Regions from separate parts of the Homo sapiens genome. Here region 2 is linked to region 1. Evidence: read pairs that join two places in POLR2A ChIA-PET (ENCODE). Cell type or tissue: MCF 10A. All regions are shown on one strand. Links, peaks and the distances in the headings refer to the core of each region. The heading gives the core; the rest is flanking DNA. Region 1 overlaps LOC105373418 (a long non-coding RNA gene). Region 2 overlaps YWHAQ (tyrosine 3-monooxygenase/tryptophan 5-monooxygenase activation protein theta).

Region 1 (5,376 bases), core at 142-5,141:
AGAAACATACCCATCCAACACCACACTTACTCTTTTAAGGATCCTAATTTGAACAAACCAACAGTAAAAAGACTGTTTTGAGACAACTGAGGAAAACGGAATGTGGCCTACATGTGGGATAATATTAAGAAACTTATTGGCTGGGCGCAGTGGCTCATGCCTGTAATCTCAGCACTTTGAGAGGCCAAGATGGGAAGATCACTGGAGCCCAGGAGTTTGAGAACAGCTTGGACAACGTAGGGAGACCCTGTCTCTACAAAAAATTTAAAAATTAGCTGGGCGTGGTGGCATGTGCCTGTGGTCCCAGCTACTCAGAAGACTGAGGTGGGAGGATTGCTTAAGCCCAGGAGGTCGAGGTTGCAGCGAGCTGTGATGCTCCAGCCTAGGCGACAGAGCAAGACGCCATTTCCCCCCACCCACCCCCCTCAAAAAAGAAAAAGAAATATATTCTGTTAGGTCTGAGAATGGCATGTAGTTGAGTTTGTTTTTTTGAAGTCCTTTCCTATTAGAAATCTATACTGAAATCTTGATGGATGAAATTACATGATGACTGAGATTTGCTTTAAAAGACTCTAGCAAAAAAAAAAATGTTGGTGCGAGTGTAGATGAACTAAAAATAGCAAAATGATGATCATTGTTGAAGCTGGGTGGTAGGTATAATATGGTAGTATGCAATTTTCTCTACTTTTATGAGAAATGTCTATAAACAAGGTTACATTTGGGAAAAAAAAGGAAAGCAATAATAGGCTCCAGGAGGCATCATCTATCCACTGCTCGTTTACTGAGTAGCTTTTTTGCGTGTTCAAAGATGAGTGAGACAATCTCTACCCTCTGTGAGCAGAAGGTGGAGGGACAAAGAGGAGTTAAGTCCTCAAGCCTTGCGTGCAGTTAAGAAACAATACCACACCACCCCTGGAGGCCACCTCGCAGCAGTGATTAACCAACTTCCATGGCAGTAACATTGACAGTGAGTGCTGGATGGAGTCTGCACTGGAGAAGAGAGAAAAGGTGTGGGGCTTCACACCTTCCCCCATTCTGGAGCCTACAGCTTAATCGCCTGTATTAAAACCTTCCTTCTAAACCCTCATTTTTATAAAATCCAATTTGATTTCTGATTCTTAACATTCCTGTACGTTCAGTCAGCTAATACACTTAAATACTGTTATTAGTGTTTTGAGAACTCCTAGAAGAAGCAGAATTGGGTGGTTAGGGGTTGAACAGAGAGGCAGGAGAGAAGTAGAAACTTTGTTTTGGGAAGGCTGGAAGTGGGAAAGTTAGGTCAGAATTCCACAGGGCCTTGGCATCGGGCTCATGCCTAACAGGAAGGAGGAAGCAAGCTCTCAAGATGGGGTTAGGGTCCCATTAGTTTCTGCAAAGCTTTGCACAGAGTCATGTGGTACCCCCGGCCTGGGGCCAAGGGCACTGAGCAGGTTCTCCTGCAAGTGCCGTTCGAGCCAAAGTGATCAGGAAGAGCTTCTTCCATCAAGGACACCCAGGCAACTCTGTCTCTGATCCCCAGACTGAAAGGGGGGGAGTCATCACAGTTCAACTTAGTTAAACATTTTTGAACTTGACTGTGTGTCAGGCCACACACTGGCCCTGGAGCTACGGAGACCAAGTAGGCACTTTCTCTTTGTCAAGGTTCTTTGATTGTAAACAACAGAAGCGACCTCCGGATGTGAGAGAACTCACAGTCCTAATGGAAAAGCTGAAGAACCAAGCTTCAGAGAGGACAGACACCAGAGGAGCTCTGGGGACTTAGGGGACAGAAGCCATAGCATAGGCTCCAGTCATGTTCAGCCTTTTTGTCACCCCACTCAAATCCAGATACCGGGGAAGAGACTTCTAGAGGGACCATCAGAAGCATGCTTGGTGGCAGATGTGCTACCCCTCAATAAGAAAGGTGTTTTGTTTATTTGGTTTTTGTTTTGAGATGGAGTCTTGCTCTGTCTTCTAGGCTCACTGCAACCTCTGCCTCCCAGGCTCAAGTGATTTTCGTGCCTCAGCACCCCAAGTAGCTGGGACTACAGGCGTGCACCACCACACGCAGCTAATTTTTGTATTTTTAGCAGAGATGGGGTTTCGCCATGTTGGCCAGGATGGTCTCAAACTCCCGACCTCAAGTCTATCCGCCGATCTCGACCTCCTGAAGTGCTGGGATTACAGGCGTGAGCCACCGTGCGCAGCCAATAAGAAAGTTTTTAAAAAGGGAAGTCATTATCCACTCCTCTCAGTCAGATGCATTGGCTTCTGGCTGTCTGGGTTGTCTAGAAGCAGATTCCGTGCAGGCTGAGCACAGCAGGGAAAGGGCTCCGTTAGATGGGGGTTGAGTCTTTGTTTCACACTGACTCATCCCTGCATCCTGAGGCTGTTGACTGTGTAGACTCAGCCCTGGCATAGGTGAACTGGGGTCAGGCCTGTGGTTCTCACTTGTAAATCTGAGATAATCTATAAATGGTTTTCTCTCTGGTTTTCTTTCCCAGTAGAAGCGGTTCTTTTGTTTTGTTTCTTGTTCTTTGTTTTGTTTTTTTTGTTTTTTTTTGGAGACAGAGTCTCACACTGTCACCCAGGCTGGAGTGCAATGGTGCAATCTCGGCCCACTGCAACCTCCGCCTCCGGGTTCAAGCGATTCTCCTGCCTCAGCCTCCTGAGTAGATGGGACTATAAGCGCACGCCACCACGACCAGCTAATTTTTTATATTTTTAGCAGAGACAGTATTTCACTATGTTGGCCAGGCTGGTCTCGAACTCCTGACTTCATGATCTGCCCACCTCAGCCTCCTAAAGTGCTGGGATTACAGGCATGAGCCACCACACCCAGCCTAGTAGAAGCAGTTCTTACAGAAAAGTTTCTATTTGCAAGAGAGGTGACTCAAAACTTGATAATTGATTTTGTTTTGCTGTAAATGTCTTTAAACATTTTTAAAAACCCTCTAGAACTTTGGAGGGGGAGGCTTCCCTGCCTGGGGCTGCAGACTGTGGTGGGGGCTGCCAGTCACATCAGTGGGGGCTGGGCACACCCAGGACCCTCCAAGGGCTCATTTCTTACCCCAGGGTCAGGGTAAGCATCTTTGGTGACCACAGTCAAGGTGGGCTGGAGCCATAGGTTCTATTTTATTCTGAAACATGCCTGTGAAGTGCACCCGGCCTGGGGAGTTGGAATTACTCATGCCCAGTCAGTCAGCTACTGAAGATAAAAATCAGAACAAAAACTAAAGATGCTTGGGGTTGTGGCGTGGTTGAATAGCTAAGTCACACTTCATCTTCTTCCACTCTCAGCTCAAAGATCGAAGGAAGACCAGAGTCTGACAGTCATCGAGTCTGACGCACTCCCACTGCAGCAAAAGTTTGAATTCCCCTCTCCAGCATTCTGGCCACCGAGTGGTCCCTGCTGTCCTTGAGGGTCTTTGGTGACAAGGAACTCACCTTCCAGGGAAGCCTCTTCCACCCTGGGACAATTCAGATTATGAAAGGACACTCAGATACAGAGCTGAAACTCTCTACCTAATTGTTCCTTTTGGGTTTCACAGAAAAAAAGAAAAAAAAATTTTTTTTTGAGACAGGGTCTGGCTCTGTCACCCAGGCTGGAGTGCAGTGGCATGCTGTCAGCTCACTGCAACCTCCGCCTCTCTGGCTCAAGCAATTCTCGGGCCTCAGCCTCCCAAGCTGGGACTACAGGCACACCCCACCCCACCCAGCTGATTTGTTGTATTTTCAGTAGAGATGGGGTTTCGCCATGTTGGCCAGCCTGGTCTCGAACTCCTGGCCTCAAGTTGATCTGCCCACCTCAGCCTCCCAAAGTTCTGGGATTACAGTTGTGAGCCACCATGCCTGGCTGGGAAAAAATTTTTTTTGTTCTTCTTTCAATGGACAGTTCTTCGAATATCTGATAACAGTTTTCAGAGTCTCCTCCAAGCTATAGCCTCAGTCCTTCAGGTAACCCCTGTGACGTGTCTCGAACCTCCCCAGCAGCCCTAGTGGCTCCCTCTGCATGCAGTCCAGGCTGTCCCCATCTCTCTTAAAGCCTGTGAGCACAAAAGTCCAGTTTTCCGGGTAAGCAGCCTGTGGCTGCTAATACTGCATGGTGCTTGGCATCACGTAGGCAGCCATAGCACTGTGGAAGAAAGGAGAGAAGTGGAGTAGAGAAGACAGGAGGGAGAGTGGGAAAGAAAGGGAAGATGAAAGAAAAGGAAGGAGGGAGGGTAGATGGCTTTCAGCCAACATCTGCATGTCACTTCTAGCAGAGTTGCTGCTGTTGCCGTCTCCCCTGCCTGGGCTGGGCTGGACTGGGCTGTCCCAGACCCTGTCCCCAGATGCCCCCACAAACTTGCTGCTATTCAAAAGGCTGGCTCTCATGGAGTCCTCAGCATACCTGCTCCTGCTCCTTCTCCTGGAGAACTGGGCCCTGGAGAGAGCACAGCACACAGAGGCAGCTAGGAAAGCTGACAGCCTCCCCGCCCCATTCAGCACCGTACCCCAGTACTTAGAGCTGGGGCCCCAGGAGGGATGCAGAGGTCCAAGTTTGGGCTCCAGAAGCTGCTGGCCCAAGGCAGTCAGTGGCTGCTCTGGTTCCAGTTGTGTACACACTTCAGAACTCACCCCCAAGCTTCCACAGCACTTTCTAGGGCCAAGAGAAAACAGACAGGAAGATGTAGTGGAATGATGACCAGGTGCATTTTCACTAACAGGACACTTTCGTACTCATGATCTCATTCAGTCTCACTGGGACCTTTATCTTCTCATTTCACGTATATATAAGCAAAGGATCAGAGAGGCTTGCCCAAGGTTAATCTCAGTATCATTCAGAGAACTATAGTTCTATAGAGTCACACACACACAACGCAATCTCTATCTCACATCATTCTCTCCTCTCCCCAGTCCTAGTACATAGATGTTGTTCTTACTTTCAGAGATAGAAACTGACGACCAGAGATTTAGGTTAGCGGCCCAAGGTCACACAGCTAGTGACTATCTCAGAATAAAACTCCTGGTTGTTCAGGCTAACATCCATGCTGTGTCCACTTGATTTATATGGGAGGTTTCCTCCCATACAAATAAAACACCCCATTGAGATAACAATACGAATAATCTGTATGAAAAGTCTGTTCTGTTCTGTTCTTACGCTAACTCCTTAGTCTGTAGAAACAAAGCAGTTCACAGACACCCAATAGAAGCAATGAAAGCATCTCCCATTGTCTTTTCCACCACGTGCTCCTAAGAGGAAAACTGATGGGCCAACAAAGATTGGCCCCAAGCACGGAATCTCCATGAAAGAACAATGCTTTTTTAAAAAGGCATCATAAGCAGAATACAAAATTATAGGTTCACTGTGTTACCACGGAGGAGGATGAAATGCATATGGAAATAGACAAAGGC
Region 2 (5,376 bases), core at 66-5,065, 65 kb after region 1:
ACTGCAGCCTCCACCCCCGGGGTTTAAGCCTTCCTTCTGCCTCAGCCTTCCAAGTAGCTGGGATTACAGGTGTATGCCACCACACCTAATTTTTTTAAAATTCTTTGTAGAGACAGGGTCCCATTATGTTGCCCAGGCTGGTCTCAAACTCCTGGGCTCTCAGGCAATCCTCTTGCCTCTGCCTCTACTTCCCAGAGTGCTTGGATGGTAGGTGTGAGCTGTTGTACGCAGCCTCTGTTTATTTTCTTTAAAAATAACTTATGGGCCAGGCGCAGTGGCTCACGCCTGTAATCCCAGTACTTTGGGAGGCCGAGGTGGGCAGATCACTTGAGGTCAGGAGTTTGAGACCAGCCTGGTCAACATGGTGAAACCCTGTCTCTACTAAAAATACAAAAGTAAGCTGGGCGTGGTGGTGTGCGCCTGTAGTCCCAGCTGCTCGGGAGGCTGAGGCAGGAGAATCATTTGAGAATCACCACTGCACTCTAGCCTGGGCAACAGAGTGAGACTTTGTCTCAAAAAAAAAAAAAAAAAAAAAGACATGGATGCAGTGATTGCATTTTGTTAGACCACTTTTAGTCAGATAAACAAGAAGAAAGTTCTTGGTTAGAATTGTATATTTTTAAATTTATAAACAGCCTTCCTTTTCTTTAGCAGTTATGTGAATTTGACTCAACCTTACTTGTTAATTCTCCAGACTTGCCAACTTGGTATCATGGATGGTATTTTATATAATATTAACTGAGCGTATCTGTGGTTATTTTTCCAAAATGTAAAAAGGATCTTCTCTCTTCCCTGCTTTAAAACGTTCACTAGTTTCACTTTTCCTAGAGCAGTGCTTTTCAAACTGTGTACCTAGGCTGATACTAGCTAACATTTACTGAGTACTTAACATGTGACACTATTCCAGGCTTTGACATCTGTTACTGGTTTTATTCTCAAAACAAACCAATGAAGTAGGTATTAGTATCTTAACATTTTTATGAGAATTTCATTTTGCTTTGTAATATTTAATACAAAAAAGCTTTTTTTGTTTTTGTTTTTGTTTTTTGAGATGGAGTCCACACTGTCACCCGGGCTGCAGTGCAGTAGCATGATCTCGGCTCACTGCAACCTCCACCTCCCAGGTTCAAGCAATTCTCCTGCCTCAGCCTCCTGAGTAGCTGGGATTACAGGTGCCCACCATCACGCTTGGCTAATTTTTTGTATTTTTAGTAGAGACGGGGTTTCATTATGTTGGCCAGGCTGGTCTCGAACTCCTGACCTTGTTATCTGCCCGCCTTGGCATCCTAAAGTGCTGGGATTACAGCCGTGAGCCACCGCGCCCGGCCCTAAAAAGGTTTTTAAATGGATGACCTAGCATCAAGAAAAATGGAATCTAAGAAGATTTCTATCATATTTGTCTTTTGTGACTTTTTATACTCCAAGGCATAGCATACCATGTACTAGAAGTGAAAATTTCTTTGTATGAAATTAGGGACAAAAGACATACTCAAGAACTTTTTTAAAAAAATAATTAGATTTCGTAGACCTAAAATTATTCTTTTAAATTGCTGTGCAAGTTTCTAAACCTCTTACTCTCGATTCCTGTATTTACCTCATTTTAGATGGATACTTGAATGCAAAGGGCACTGAGTAGCACTATTCTCCCTCGTACTTGATGTTTTAAACATTTTGTTTCCCGTCCCTAAAATGAGTGCACATCCCTGTTTTCTGTTTGGTGCATTTCTACTTTTCCTTCTTCATGCCTCAAATACTCTTTCCCTGGGAAGCCTGTCTTAACTGGAGGCCATCTCCAGCAGAGCTACTCCATCTGTGTGCTTCCTTAGCACCGTATTCACATCTTTCTTAGTTCTTGGTATGTAGTTGGTGTACTTACAGACGGTGAGCTTCTTGAGGGCAGGGGCCTGATTTTAAGTCTTCTCTATATCCGTTATAGCACCTAGCAGGTATGAGTAAATGTTGAATGAATGGATGAGTGAACAGATAGGCTGTTTCAAATTACAATGTTTGGTGTAATCTAGAATCTAGCCTTACCATTAGAAACTATAGGCTACATCATTTAAAGCCTCCCAGGGCAACTAGTGGCAACAACCTAACCCCTGCTCTAAGAACATGCTTCAAGTCCAGGCTGGTATGGTATAGTATTACTGTAGTAGTAAATGATTGAAATGCCCGCTAGGCAGAAGTTTTATCATTTAATGATAATGCACAGTAGGCAGAAGTTTAGTGCCTAATGTTCTGTCTTATTTATTTCAGGAATTGTTGGATAAATATTTAATAGCCAATGCAACTAATCCAGAGAGTAAGGTCTTCTATCTGAAAATGAAGGGTGATTACTTCCGGTACCTTGCTGAAGTTGCGTGTGGTGATGATCGAAAACGTAAGTTTATTTGTTATATGGGCAAAAGTAGAATATAAAAAAAAGAAATGGGGATAAATGGGACACTATGACAGTATACGTAGTCTTCAGGCTCTTTGTGACTTAATAATTGAATGTATGTCAAGAAAATTAGTATTACCTTATGTTCTCAAAAATGAAAATTGGATTATAAATTTACATCACATGCTCTTTAAAAAAATTAAGCTCATCTGTGAACTCTGTAATCTCATATGGTATTATTTAAAACAGGATTAATCTTTTATGCTTTTTAGAATTTTGGTTCACCATATTTTTAGCTCCAGAGTTTTTTGTGTAAACTTTATGAGTGATTCTGCATTTCACATGGCCTTTCTATTATGCCTTAAAACTTCAGATCACTGGAAATTACATACAGAACGTGGAAACAGGTTGTTGTGCTTTTGCTGTTTGTCATATTCATTATCGTCTATTTTAAGGGGTCATAACATTGACTGCTAATTACATATAATCAGATTTCTGAGGAGAGGTGAAATGAGTGTGTTATTGCTGGTGTATAACTTGCTCCAACTTCACAGTAAGTTTGAATGACTCATGGTTAGGTTTTACTTGAGAAGGTTGAATATACAGGAACTGTTGATTAATCAAGTAGTGGTCATAAAAATAGATTTTAGTATTAAATACCTTTTTTTTTTAACCTAGACTATCATAGAAAACATGGATATGAGAAAAAGTGACCGAATTGCCTAACTTGATAATAAAAAAGTGAAGTGAATTTATTTGCAGTGAATGTCTCTTGGGATACTGGCAGCTGAATATAAGATAGATCTCATTAAATTTAGTGTATGTGCTTGCTACCAGATTTATCAAGTTCTAGGTATTAGAAGTGTCAGTCCTTATTTTTTCCAGTAAGTTTGTTGTTTTGTTCTTAATTTTGCCCTGTCTACAAAGATATACCCCTACAAATAGTTACTATGATCTGAAAATGAGAGTTTTGCCATCCTAAATATCAGTGTAACTGAATATATAAAGAGAACTTGTACCTGAGAAACTGTTATACCTTGCTATAACAAAATCTATATACTAAACTTACTTATTCTGTTACTGATGTGTAATTTCTGTTGCCATGAAGGTAAGCAGAATTGGACATGATACGGGCACGGAACTGTACATTTAAGTATCAGAAAGCCAAAGAGAAGTATTTGGGAGATTGAGACATAGCTGTAGCTTTAACCTGATTTAACCCTTAGGAGCTCATTGGCACTTTCAGGTCTCACACGTAGTCCTGTGTACATTCTGATAGGCTGCGATTCATAGATAGGCTGTCTTTATAGCCTAATTGCTGAGACACTGGTGCTTCCTAATTTGCCAAGCTGCAAGAACTTCTTATTGCATGTGGGCTGTACCAGTCAGGGATTAGATCAATAAATGTGCCATTTCAGAGGAAAGAAAATGAACATAATTCAGGTCATAAAGGGATAGCTTAATTCTCTTACGTCAGTATCTCTAAAGCTGTAATAGGCCAGTGGCCTCATACAGAAAACTACCCTTTTCAAAACATGGGTATAATCAGATTAGTGTTGGTAATACTGAACATTTTTTGAAGGGGGAGTAACATTTTAATTAGGCTAGTAATCAAACTCTGGTCAGAGCAGATTTTGTCCTATTTATTGAAACTTTTATATTGCCTTTCAAATAATACCACTTGATACTAAGAATCAGTATTTCTGCAAATCAGAAAAATAGAGATTTTGGTGTTGATGATCTTTGTAAAGTTTACATTATTTAGGGAAAGGGTATTCCAGTCAAATTATTATTATTATTATTAATTTTGAATGGAGTTTTGCTCTTGTTGCCCAGGTTGAAGTGCAATGGCGCGATCTTGGCTCACCGTAAGCTCCGCCTCCCGGGTTCAAGTGAGGCTTGTGCCTAGCCTCCCAAGTAGCTGGGATTACAGGCATGCATCACCACTCCCATCTAATTTTTGTATTATTAGTAGAGACGGGGTTTCTCCATGTTGGTAAGGCTGGTCTTGTACCTCCAACCTCAGGTGATCTGCCTGCCTCAGCCTCCCAAAGTGTTAGGATTACAGGCGTGAGCCACTGTAAATTATTCCAGTCAAATTATTTTTAATTGCTGCATTTCCAAGTAATAGAATTAAAAGACATAAAATAAGAAAATAGTTTTAGCCTAGGTATGGAAAAAAGTCTGATTTACTATAATATCTCATGTTTTTTTTCCATTAAGCTGTTTATATGTAAGCAACATTCTAAACTGGTTTTTTGTTTTGTTTGTTTGTTTGAGACAAACTGTCACTGAGGTTGGGAGTGCAGCAGCATGATCTTGGCTCACTGCAGCTTCAACCTCCTGGGCTCAAGGGGTCCTCCCACCTCAGCCTCCCAAGTAGCTAGAGCTACAGGCACGCACTACCATGCCTAGCTATTTTTTATTATTATTATTTTTTGTAGAGACAGGGATAAGATCTCCCTGTGTTGCCCAGGCTGGTCTTGAACTCTTCAGGTTCAAGTGATCCCCCTGCCTCACCTTCCCAAAGTGTTGGGATTAGAGGCATGAGCCACTGCACCTGGCCATAAACAAGTTCTTAAATACCCAGTACACAATATTGTTTTTGTTTGTTTGTTTTTGACACAGAGTATCGTTCTGTTGCCCAAGCTGGAGTGCAGTGGTGTGATGTCGGCTCACTGCAACCTCAGCCTCCCAGGTTCAAGCGATTCTCATGCCTCAGCCTCCTGAGTAGCTGGGATTACAGATGCCCGCCATCACGCCTGGCTAATTTTTGTATTTTTAGTAGAGATGGGGTTTCGCCATGTTGGCTAGACTGGTCTTGAACTCCTGATCTCAAGTGATCCACCCACCTCGGCCTCCCAAAGTGCTGGGATTATAGGCGTGAGCCACCGCGCCTGGCCACGATAATGTTTTTTGTTAGCTACCATGATTTTAAAAGACCCATACAGAGAAAAAATCTTGGTTCTACCAAGAGCTAGTAGCATATGTTCAAG

What was found. ChIA-PET counts read pairs that join two places held together with the same protein. Peaks named below come from ENCODE experiments on the same cell type or tissue, not always from the same donor. Only the 100,000 strongest peaks of a DNase experiment are listed, where the experiment ranks them.
Region 2: POLR2A ChIA-PET joins it to region 1 with 5 read pairs; 5 of 35 experiments call an interaction of 5 or more read pairs at or near these places.

The regions. Positions count from the first base shown.
Region 1 is chr2:9,653,502-9,658,877 of GRCh38, reverse strand. All of the region lies in intron 3 of LOC105373418 (a long non-coding RNA gene), which reads right to left. Among named protein-coding and RNA genes, the nearest start is that of YWHAQ, 25 kb to the right of the region's middle. RefSeq lists enhancers at 631-1,191, 1,920-2,089, 2,047-2,548, 2,600-2,699, 3,330-3,569 and 1 more. In MCF 10A, for the core only: no CTCF peak of the experiment used is centred there; DNase peaks (open chromatin) are centred at 2,357 and 3,237.
Region 2 is chr2:9,588,396-9,593,771 of GRCh38, reverse strand. YWHAQ (tyrosine 3-monooxygenase/tryptophan 5-monooxygenase activation protein theta) reads left to right here. Exons shown (of 6, transcript NM_006826.4): 3 at 2,257-2,380. Among named protein-coding and RNA genes, the nearest start is that of ADAM17, 35 kb to the right of the region's middle. In MCF 10A, for the core only: no CTCF peak of the experiment used is centred there; no DNase peak of the experiment used is centred there.